2 separate regions of the Homo sapiens genome follow, and region 2 is linked to region 1. Evidence: read pairs that join two places in POLR2A ChIA-PET (ENCODE). Cell type or tissue: IMR-90. All regions are shown on one strand. Region 1 overlaps IQGAP2 (IQ motif containing GTPase activating protein 2). Region 2 overlaps IQGAP2 (IQ motif containing GTPase activating protein 2).

What was found. Peaks named below come from ENCODE experiments on the same cell type or tissue, not always from the same donor. Only the 100,000 strongest peaks of a DNase experiment are listed, where the experiment ranks them.
Region 2: POLR2A ChIA-PET joins it to region 1 with 6 read pairs; 4 of 35 experiments call an interaction of 5 or more read pairs at or near these places.

What each region holds. Positions count from the first base shown.
Region 1 is chr5:76,580,347-76,585,346 of GRCh38, forward strand. All of the region lies in intron 5 of IQGAP2 (IQ motif containing GTPase activating protein 2), which reads left to right. Among named protein-coding and RNA genes, the nearest start is that of F2RL2, 41 kb to the right of the region's middle. RefSeq lists an enhancer at 1,881-1,970. In IMR-90, a CTCF peak has its summit at 3,298 (motif pointing left); a DNase peak (open chromatin) is centred at 2,065; H3K27me3 peaks cover 243 bases.
Region 2 is chr5:76,462,804-76,467,803 of GRCh38, forward strand. All of the region lies in intron 2 of IQGAP2 (IQ motif containing GTPase activating protein 2), which reads left to right. Among named protein-coding and RNA genes, the nearest start is that of IQGAP2, 62 kb to the left of the region's middle. In IMR-90, no CTCF peak of the experiment used is centred here; no DNase peak of the experiment used is centred here.

The sequences.
Region 1 (5,000 bases):
AGAATAGACCCAGGAGGCGGAGATCACAATAAGCCAAGATCGCGCCACTGCACTCCAGCCTGGGCAACAGAGCGAGACTCCGTCTCAAAGAACAAAACAAAACAAAACAAAACAAACAAACAAAAAACAGATATAGAAGAAACAAAGTACTTGTGTTTTAATAATGCTCCCCAACTTGTTAAAGTCAATATAAATACACATTCGCTATTTATCTCTTTTTTTTATTACAACTTCCTTTTTGGACACTGTATATTATTCTCTTGATTATTGTTTTGAACCTGTGGCCTTTCTCAGACTTAACCAAGATTAATATCTCTTTCTTTTTGATGAACCAGATTGTTTCAGCTTGGTCAGTCTGAGCTCTTTCTGGCCCACTTCCTTGTCCTTCTAGCACCGTCCCTGACATTCTTTGAAATATCCTTGCTCGTGGTCACAACAGGATGTTCCAGTCCTATCCTGATTATTTCTGCTTTGAGATGTGGAACCACCACTCTCTAGGGATTCCTCTTAAAAGTCATGTGTTTATATTAATTTTTCAAGTTTAACCTTATTAGCTTACTGGATTCTGCTTTTCTTGCTGTCTAGTTCATTTGACCATTGAGATTCTTCTACATGGGCAGCCACAAACGGAAGCTATGTCTGCCTCTCCTCTGTGATAGGATTACTCTTCCCGCTGCTGATACTGTAGCTGTGTCGCAGCAGCCATGTTTTCAGGTGCAATGGTGATGCCATGGCTCTGGCAGACCCACTTCTGGTTCACCAGCCGTCCAGGTACTCTGGGAGCTTTGTGGAGTAGAGTTTGTCTAGCCAGCTCCCACACAGCCAGGTGGCTGTCTTGCTTACCAGGTGGCCTTTGAACCTGCTCCTCAGGCATTAATGCATAACTTTCCTTGTCTTAACACTCTGTTCCCTTAGAACCTTTTCCTTCCCTAAGAAACTGATTGAACCCTTATATCAGATTGATTATATCTCTAACAGTGAACATATTTGCATTTATAAATAAGATTTCCAAAGACAGTTTCTTAGCTCAAAGGACAGGCTCTAATCCTAGGTTCTCAGAAGGGATATCTGGAGATGGCAGTATTTGGAAGTAAGGTGAGGGAGGCAGTTGCACCTGCTTATTTCTTTCAAGTCCTTCCTTGCTCAGAATTCTCTCTGTGCTCTGAACCATTCCTTTCCCTTTCCTCCTCTTTCTGTCCTAAATTAGTATGGTGGTTATGCCTTTCTGTCTTCCTAAATTCTGAGCTCTTAAGAGACTATGAACCACATCTTGTTACTTCATACAGCTTACGTGCTATTGATTCCAAGTTAAAGTCTCTGGAGTTTGTATATTTAACTCTTCAGGAGGTTTAATTGAACTAATTTCTCTATGATAAGGCTACCTCAGGATTCCTTTGGTTTGGGGCTGAAAATTAGGTATAGAACCCTGGATTTTGATATGATATTGGCAGTGATATATGTGACTAAGATGGAAAAATTTGGTTCAGTAAATAAAACTATTTCAAACATGGAGTCTGTGGTGAAATAGAGATTCTTGGCATTGGAAAAAGTAAGAAAACCACTTTGATAGGTTATCAATAAGTGTTTGTATACAAAGGACACATTTATTTAACAAAGAATAGTAAGAACAAAGGTTAACACAAATGGAGCTTTTAACTATGTGCCTGGCACTGCACAAAATACTGTACTGGTATAATCTCATTTTATCTTCATAACATATCTGTGCAGTGGTCACTATTATTACTCCCATTTTATCACCAAGGCAGTTGAGGCACAGAGAGGCTGCCGAAGGTCACACAGTTAGTAAAAACCAGGATATGTGAGAACTGAACCTGTGCTATTATGAATTCAGCCAGCCAATGGCTTCAAAAGAAGTCAATTATTTCCCTACTTCTAAGAAAATTAAAAGAACACTGGTATCAGACTTGAACTTCAGCACAGGCCTCTCAGCTATTATATTTAACATGTTTTAAATGAAGAATCATGGAACTTGAGAAGGGGAAGGGCCTTGGGAAGTTATTGTAGTCTAAGTCATTCATTTCACAGATAAGGGAACTGAAAGCTTGGGTTACGTGACTTGCTCTTAGTCACACACTGAGGTTTTACCAGTTTTGGGACCAGGATTCAGCGCTTCTGGATTCTAGTCCTGTGGTCTTTCTGCTCTACCATGAGGCTTTGATATACAAACATTCATTCCACATGTTATAGTACAAAATGAGCTACACATAATGTGATCCAAGAAAGCTGAAATAAATTTAGCTCCTGCCTTTTAAGTTTGCATTTCATTACGATAGTACCTTTTAGTGTATATCCTGAAAGTATAGAAAAAACTAATACCACTAGTTTTATCTTGAAAGTGGTAGAAAAAACTAATGCCATGTGATATTGGCAGTAATGTATGTGACTAAGATGGAAAAATTTGGTTCAGTAGATAACAACTACTACTACTACTACTACTATATACTACTTTCATGATATACACTAAATGGTATTTTTTAAAACTTTCTTTATTGCTTCCTGGACTTTAAGTGATATTATTTGTACAAGTAGGAGCACATGGGTCAATGAGTCGGTAGCTACCTCTGGGCAACCCCTCCGTTGCTGGCCTCACTCAGCTGCACAGGTGTGCTGTAGCTTTTGGTGTGGTAGGAGGCTTGCTACCTCACAAAAAGTGCTCTCTTAGACATGAGAAGCAAAGGTGACATTAATTCCATGACTTCCTTTGGAATGCTCTCAGCCCTTTGACTTGGCTGTTAGGTACCAAACGGTGCTTAATAAATTAACTGTTGAAGAGCTACATGAGATTGGCACTTTTTCTATTCGATGGGCTTTTTTGTTTTTTAGATTAAGACTTGATTTCCTATATACTTCAGGTAATAAGCAGCCTCATTTGAATTTAAATGCTTGGGAAGGAAGTTTGCTATTGCTGTTTCTTTTCAGCATGGGAATACTGGGTAAACACAGTTTCCTGATAAACATTTGCCCGTTTGAGTAATCAGCTGGGAAGCACCTCCCACACAGAGATTAGGTGTAAAACGCCCATACCATGAAAAGTGATCTTTCCAAAGCTAACAGTTTAAACCTCAACATCAATGATTTAAAAAAAAAGAAAAAAAGTTGAAAATTGAGGCCAAACAGAAACTATACAATATTTTTTTTAATTTTTTAGTAAATGAGATTTTTTGATATATGCAAATGAGATCTTTACCTGATCAATATTAGCTTAAGAAAATATCAGACTTAAATTTAAAAGCAAAGATTCTTCCATGTTCAGAAAGCTAACTTCTCAGCACCACCTTGTGGTAACTTTTACTTAAGCCAGGATGTTTGTTTATTGTAAGATTTATATTAATATTACATTGTACAATGGAGAAATTAAAAATGTAATTGGAAATAGCTATCTAACTTCTTTATCATCAAAGGGGAAAATTAACAGTTTAGTATAAACATTTTACTTCATGTTATCATCAAACCTATATTTTGTGGTAGCCTAAGTACCTTAATTTAGGGATAGCATGGTAGAGAAAATTTTTTTTTTTTTTGAGACACAGAGTCTTGCTCTGTTGCCCAGGATGGAGTGCAGTGGCACAATCGTGGCTCACTGCAACGTCTGTCTCCCTGGTTCAAGCAATTCTCCTGCCTCAGCCTCCCTAGTAGCTGGGATTACAGGCGTGTGCCACCGTGCCCAGATAATTTTTGTATTTTTAGTAGAGATGGGGTTTCACCATGTTGACCAGGCTGGTCTCGAACTCCTGACCTCAAATGATCGCCTGCCTTGGCCTCCCAAAGTGCTGGGATTACAGACGTGAGCCACTGTGCCCAGCCGAGAAAAATATTTTTATATAGGAGCTGTTCCATAAATAGTAATTAAATGAATGAATGGATAAACAGAGCATAATGTGAAAACAGTTGCATCAAGATCATTGAGCACAGCTGTCTTATCCCCTTTCCAAAACTAACATGAAATTAACTACAGTAATAACTTTTAAAAAATACATTTGCGATAAAAATGCCATCTACTAACCAGAAATTTGAACAACCCCTAACATGAAGTAAACAGACAGAATTCGATTGACTGAGAAACAAACTGGGAGAAGATCACAGCCCACAAAACGCTGGGGGTTGCAGCAGAGGTAGGAGCTGTCGTGAGGTTTGCTCCAAGCAAAGGGGACAGCAAGGAAAAGAAGAGCCTCAAAGTGAGCAATCGTCAGCCTAGGACCAGCAGAACTATATGGCCCTTCCCTAAAGCAGCAAGTGTAGATGCTGATAGCGGGATAGCATGCCGGTACCCAAGACAGCTAATGACCTCAAGAAGGAACAGAGAGTCCCCAGTCTGAGAAGGAAAGACACTGGTTCCCTTCTGGCGTCCGTTCCATTGCTCTCTACAGCTTCTTAATGCTGGCTCCTGACATGCGGATCTGCAGTGAATGACCAACAAACAGCAAGTCTCAAACACTAAGATGAGTCCCAGATCAGAAGATGTCAGACATTTGAAGGAAACTGCCACTGAAGGAAGCATTAGATTCACCAAACAGAACCAAGACCCAAGGAACAAATGAAAATATTAAAATATGTGCAATTGATGATTCATTCAATTTATGTTCAACAAATATTTATTGAGCACTTACATTTATACACAGAAGAACCAAAGATAAAACTCTAAGAAGGAAAATTTGGTATAGATAAAATCAGAAAAACAGTTAATAAAATTTGTAGATATCTAAATTATTGGTGGATATAATTAAAAAAGCATGAATCTAAAATTCTAAATTATCTCAATATTCCACAGGTGGGAAAGTTAGAGGTGGAAGCATCTAAGGATAATAGATACCAATTAGTTTAGGCTTTGATAGAAAAATGTAAAAGTATATTAAAACTTCAGCAGGATATTAGTATAGGTAATATATATTAAAGATGCAGCACATTAAGTACTTGAAATAAGTATAAAATTTGTTGCTTGAAGACATTTTATGGATGTCTGCTTACATTTTACTGTATAA
Region 2 (5,000 bases), 120 kb before region 1:
TTAGTAGTGTCACGTAACTTTCTTTAGGCTCTAAAAACCAAGTTTTAAAGATTGTTTAACATGTCTGTGAAGTCTACAGTTAGGTTGCAGGATGCTAGCGATTCACTATCAGTCTAAGATCATTAAAAACATGCTTTTAGTCAAGTTGTCGCAAAAAAGTTAGATAAGGAGATTGATTCATAGGCATTAGAAAGAAGTGGTCCCAACCACTCCTGAGGCTAAGGTGGGAGGATCACTTGAGCCTGGGAGGTGGAGGCTGCAGTGAGCTGAGATCGGGCTGCTGCACTCCAGCCTGGGTGGCAGAGTGAGACGCTGTCTTTAAAAAAAAAAAAAAAAAAAAGGAAAAGAAAGAAAGAAAAAGAAAAGAAAAAATATACTTTCAGTGAATAAGTTCAAGGAGATAGTAGAAAAACTTACTTTTCTATTGATACTCACTTTACATTTTGTTTTTGCCTCCTGTTTTTAACAAGTGGGAAGGGGTGTCATGTAGAGGAAAATGATATGTGATTGGGAGTTGGTTTGCCTAACTTCCTGGTCCCAGCTCCACCACTTACACAAGCAGCTTGACCTTCCACAGACCATTTTACCTGTGGGAAGTTCAATTTGTCCCCTCTGTAAATGAGACAATCAAGATGATGTTACTTATTGCCCTACTTATTCATGGATTCAAGGATTTTTAAAAAATCATTTAAAGAAGGTGAAAGTATTCTGTAAGCTATAGTGCCAGTCAGGTTTATGGTGATAACATAAGCAAAGTTTTCTCCTCAGTATATTGAAATGGTATAAATGTAGCTTGAAAGCTTGTCATCTTCTCTAGTATTTTTGAAATTCTGTAGTTGAATTTTGTTTCAGAAAGTCAGCATAATGATTATTTCAGATTCTTTGAGGAAAACTTTCCTTGGAATAGTTTCATGAAAATAATTATCAAAATGTACAATTTTTCCTCTAAGATGGCTTTTCATAAATTTATTTGATGAGTATATTAGATGTAGTATATATTTATGAATCTTTTATTAAGACACAAATACTTTTTTTCTTTTTTCTTTTTCTTTTTTTTTTTCTGAGATGGAGTCTCACTCTGTCGCCCAGGCTAGACTGCAGTGGCGGGATCTCAGCTCACTGCAACCTCTGCCTCCTGGGTTCAAGTGATTCTCCTGCCTCAGCCTCCCAAGCAGCTGAGATTACAGGCGCTCACCACTACACCTGGCTAATTTTTGTATTTTTAGTAGAGATGGAGTTTCACCATGTTAGCCAGGCTGGTCTCGAACTCCTGACCTCAAGTGATCCGCCCACCTCGGCTCCCAAAGTGCTGGGATGACAGGCGTGAGCCACTCACTGTACTCGGCCAAGACACAAATACTTTGAAAGAAGCTGATTTTTGGTCATGGATTATATAAAAATTTGTGGCTACTACTAGACATATAGTTGTGCTGATTTAAGAAAGCATAGTGCACAGAAAACTCATGGTCTTGAATGCAAGAAATACAGGAAAGGGTGAATTTGTCTTTCTTGAAAAGATGAGAGGATTTATTGCATGATTCTTTTAAAGTATTAGTACCTTTGGAATTTGTGATATTGGGTTTATTATAATGCACATATGTGTGTTCACATGAATGGAGTTGACTTAGAATATTGAGTTTCTACTAAATTGTATGCTTGTACTGTATATATTCATCTAGGAAGTGTTTCTTGTTTCTGATTTCAGTTGAAATGACTTTATTGCATTTTAATTAAAAATGTATTGGTTCTGTCTTTGCACCTGTTTTTCTTTCTGGAGGTGAGAATTGGAAGGTATCTAGTTTGTATATCCTGTAACTTAAGATTTTTACAAATTGAGAATTATAATATTCCAGTATATCTTTTATTTTGGTTTTATTAATTTCAAAATTCTATAATAAATCAGGCCATTGAAAAGTTCTTTATTCAGAGGGGACATCACTACCAACATTACAGAAATACAAAGGATTATAAAGGAATACTATGAACAATTACATGCCAATGAAAACTTAGAGGAAATTGACAAATTCCTAGAATGACAAGCTACTAAAACTGACTCAATAAGAGACTTAAACATCTGAAAAAAACTAATATAAACAGAATGAGACTTATAATAAGTGAAGAGCCTGACTTAGAAATCAGAAAACTTCCCACAAACCCAGATAACTTCACAGTAGAATTCTGCCAAATGTTTAAAGAAGAATTAAGAGCAGTCCTTGCAAACTCTTCCAAAAAATACGAAAAGAGAAAACATTTTCCAATTCATTCTTCTGAGGCCTACATTACCCTAATACCAAAACCAGATAGCCATCTCAAGAAAACTAAAGACCAATATCTCTTATGAATACAAATGCAAAAATCCTTAGCAAAATACTAGCAAATCAAATCCAGCAACATATAAAATATATTTAATACCATCAAGTGAGATTTATCCTAGGAAGCAAGCTTGGTTTAAGACCTGAAAGTCAATATCATAGACCATATTAATGGAAGAAAGGACAGAAGCCATATGATCATCTCAATATATGCAGGAGAAGCATTTGGTAAAATCCAGCCCCCTTTCTTGACTTAAAACGTTCAACAAACTAGGAATAGAAGAGAATTTCAACCTGATAAAGGACATCTATGAAAAACCTACAAGTAACACCATACTCAGTGGTGAAATACAGGAATAAGGATGTTTTTTCTTACCACTTCTGTTTAACATTGTACTGGAGATTTTAGCCAGGCAGTTAGGCAAGAAAAATAAGCAAAAGGCATCCAGGTTAGAAAGGAAGACGTGAAACTATTTCTAAGGGATGTTTTCTGGTTTATAGAAAATCCATAGGAATCTACTAAAAAACAGAACAGAAGAAAACACTAAGAAAACCCCACCACAATGAGTCCATCATGGTTGTAGGATACTAGGGGAGTGTGTAAAAATGGCATTTCTTGACACGAGCAATAAGCAATCTGAAAATGAAATTAAGAAAGCAATTCACTATATGATAGCATTAAAAACAATAAAATTCTTAGGAATAAAATTAACAAAAGAAGTACAAGAATTGAACACTGAAAACTACAACACATTGAAAATTTTAAAACTCTTAAATAGACAGAAAGACATCTCATGTTCATGGATTGGAAAATAGCATTAAGAAAACAATGGTCCCAAATTGATTTATAGATTCAATACAGTTTCTAGAAATATTCCCAGCTGCCTTCTTTTTTTTTAAATGGAGAAATTAGAAAGCTGATTCTAAAATTTATATGGTGGCCAGGTCTGGTGGCTTGTGCTTATCTTCCAGCACTTTGGGAGGCTGAGATGGGAGTATTGCTTGAGGCCAGGAGTTTGAGACCAGCCTAGGTAATGTAGCGAAACCCTGTCTCTGCAAAAAAAAAAAATTTTGAATTAGCTAGATGTGGTGGCATGCACCAGTAGACCTAGCTACTCTGGAGGCTGAGGCGTGAAGATCACTCAGGAGGCTGAGGATGCAGTGAGTTACGATCACACCACTGCACTCCAGGCTGGATGACAGAGCAAGACCTTGTCTCAAAAACAAGAACAAAAATAAAGTTTATATGGAGATGCAAGGAATGCAGAATAGTCAAAAGTGTCTTGAAAAAGAAACGCAAAGTTGGAGGACTCATTTTTCAATTTCAAAACGTACTTACAAAGCCCACAGTAATTGAGACAGTATGGTACTGGCATAAGGATATGCATATAGATCAATAGAGTAGATTTGAGAGTCTAGAAATAAACCCTAACACTTCTGGTAAACTGATTTTCATCAGCAGAATAAAGTCAATTCACTGGGAGTGAGAGAAGATGCCCTTTTCAACAGAGGATGCTGACTACTCAGTGTCTACATACATAAAAATGAATTTGGACCTCTGCCTCACACCGTATACAAACATTTTCTTAAAATGGATTATTAACCTAAATGTGAGAGCCACAACTGTAAATCTCTCCAGAAGAAAACAGGAGTAAATCTTTGTAGCCTTGGGTGTTAGGCATTGGTTTCTGAGCTATGACACCAAAGCACAACCAATAAAAGAAAAACAGATAAATTAGACATTATAAAAACTGAAACCTTTTCTGATTCAAGAGATACCATCAAGAAAGTGAAAAGACAAATCATGTGTCTGATAAAGGTTACATGTATTCAGAATATACAAAGGGTTCTTAAGTCGGGTGAGGTGGCTCACACCTGTAATCCCAGCACTTTGGGAGGCTAAGGCCAGCAGATCGCTTGAGCCCAGGAGATCGAGACCAGCCTGGGCAACATGGTGAAACCCCATCGCTACAAAAAAATAGAAAAATTAGCTGGATGTGGTGGCACATGCCTGTAGTCCCAGCTACTCTGGAGGCTAAAGTGGGAGAATTGCTTGAGCCTGGGAGGTGGAGGTTGCAGTGAGCTGAGATCACACTGCACTCTACTCTAACCTGGGTGACAGAGCAAGACTCTGTCTCAAAAAAATAAAAATAAAAGTAAAGCACTTTTAAATTCTACATAAAGAGTTAATAGCCTAATTTTAAAATGGGCAAAAGTTCTGAATAGACATGTCTCCAAAGAAGATACACAAGTGATCAATAAGCATATGACAAGGTAGTCAACATCATTAGTCATCAGGGAAATACAAATCAAAACCACAATGAGATGTTACTTCATACCCACCAGCGTAGCTATAATCAAAGATGGACAATAACAAATGTTAGTGAGGATGTAGAGAAATCAAAACTCATACATTGCTGAACAGATTGTAAAATGGTGCAGCTACTTTAGAAAATAGTCTGGCAGCTCTTTAAAAAATTAAACAGAGTTACCATATGACCCAGCAATTATCCTCCCAGGTATATACGAATGAAAATTGAAAATCTATGCCCATACAAAAACTTGTACTCGAATGTTCACAGAATCATTATTCATAATGACAAAAAGCAGAAACAATCCAAATGTCTACCCACTGATAAACGGTGATGTATCCATACAATGAAATATTTCTCAGCTATAAAAAAGAAT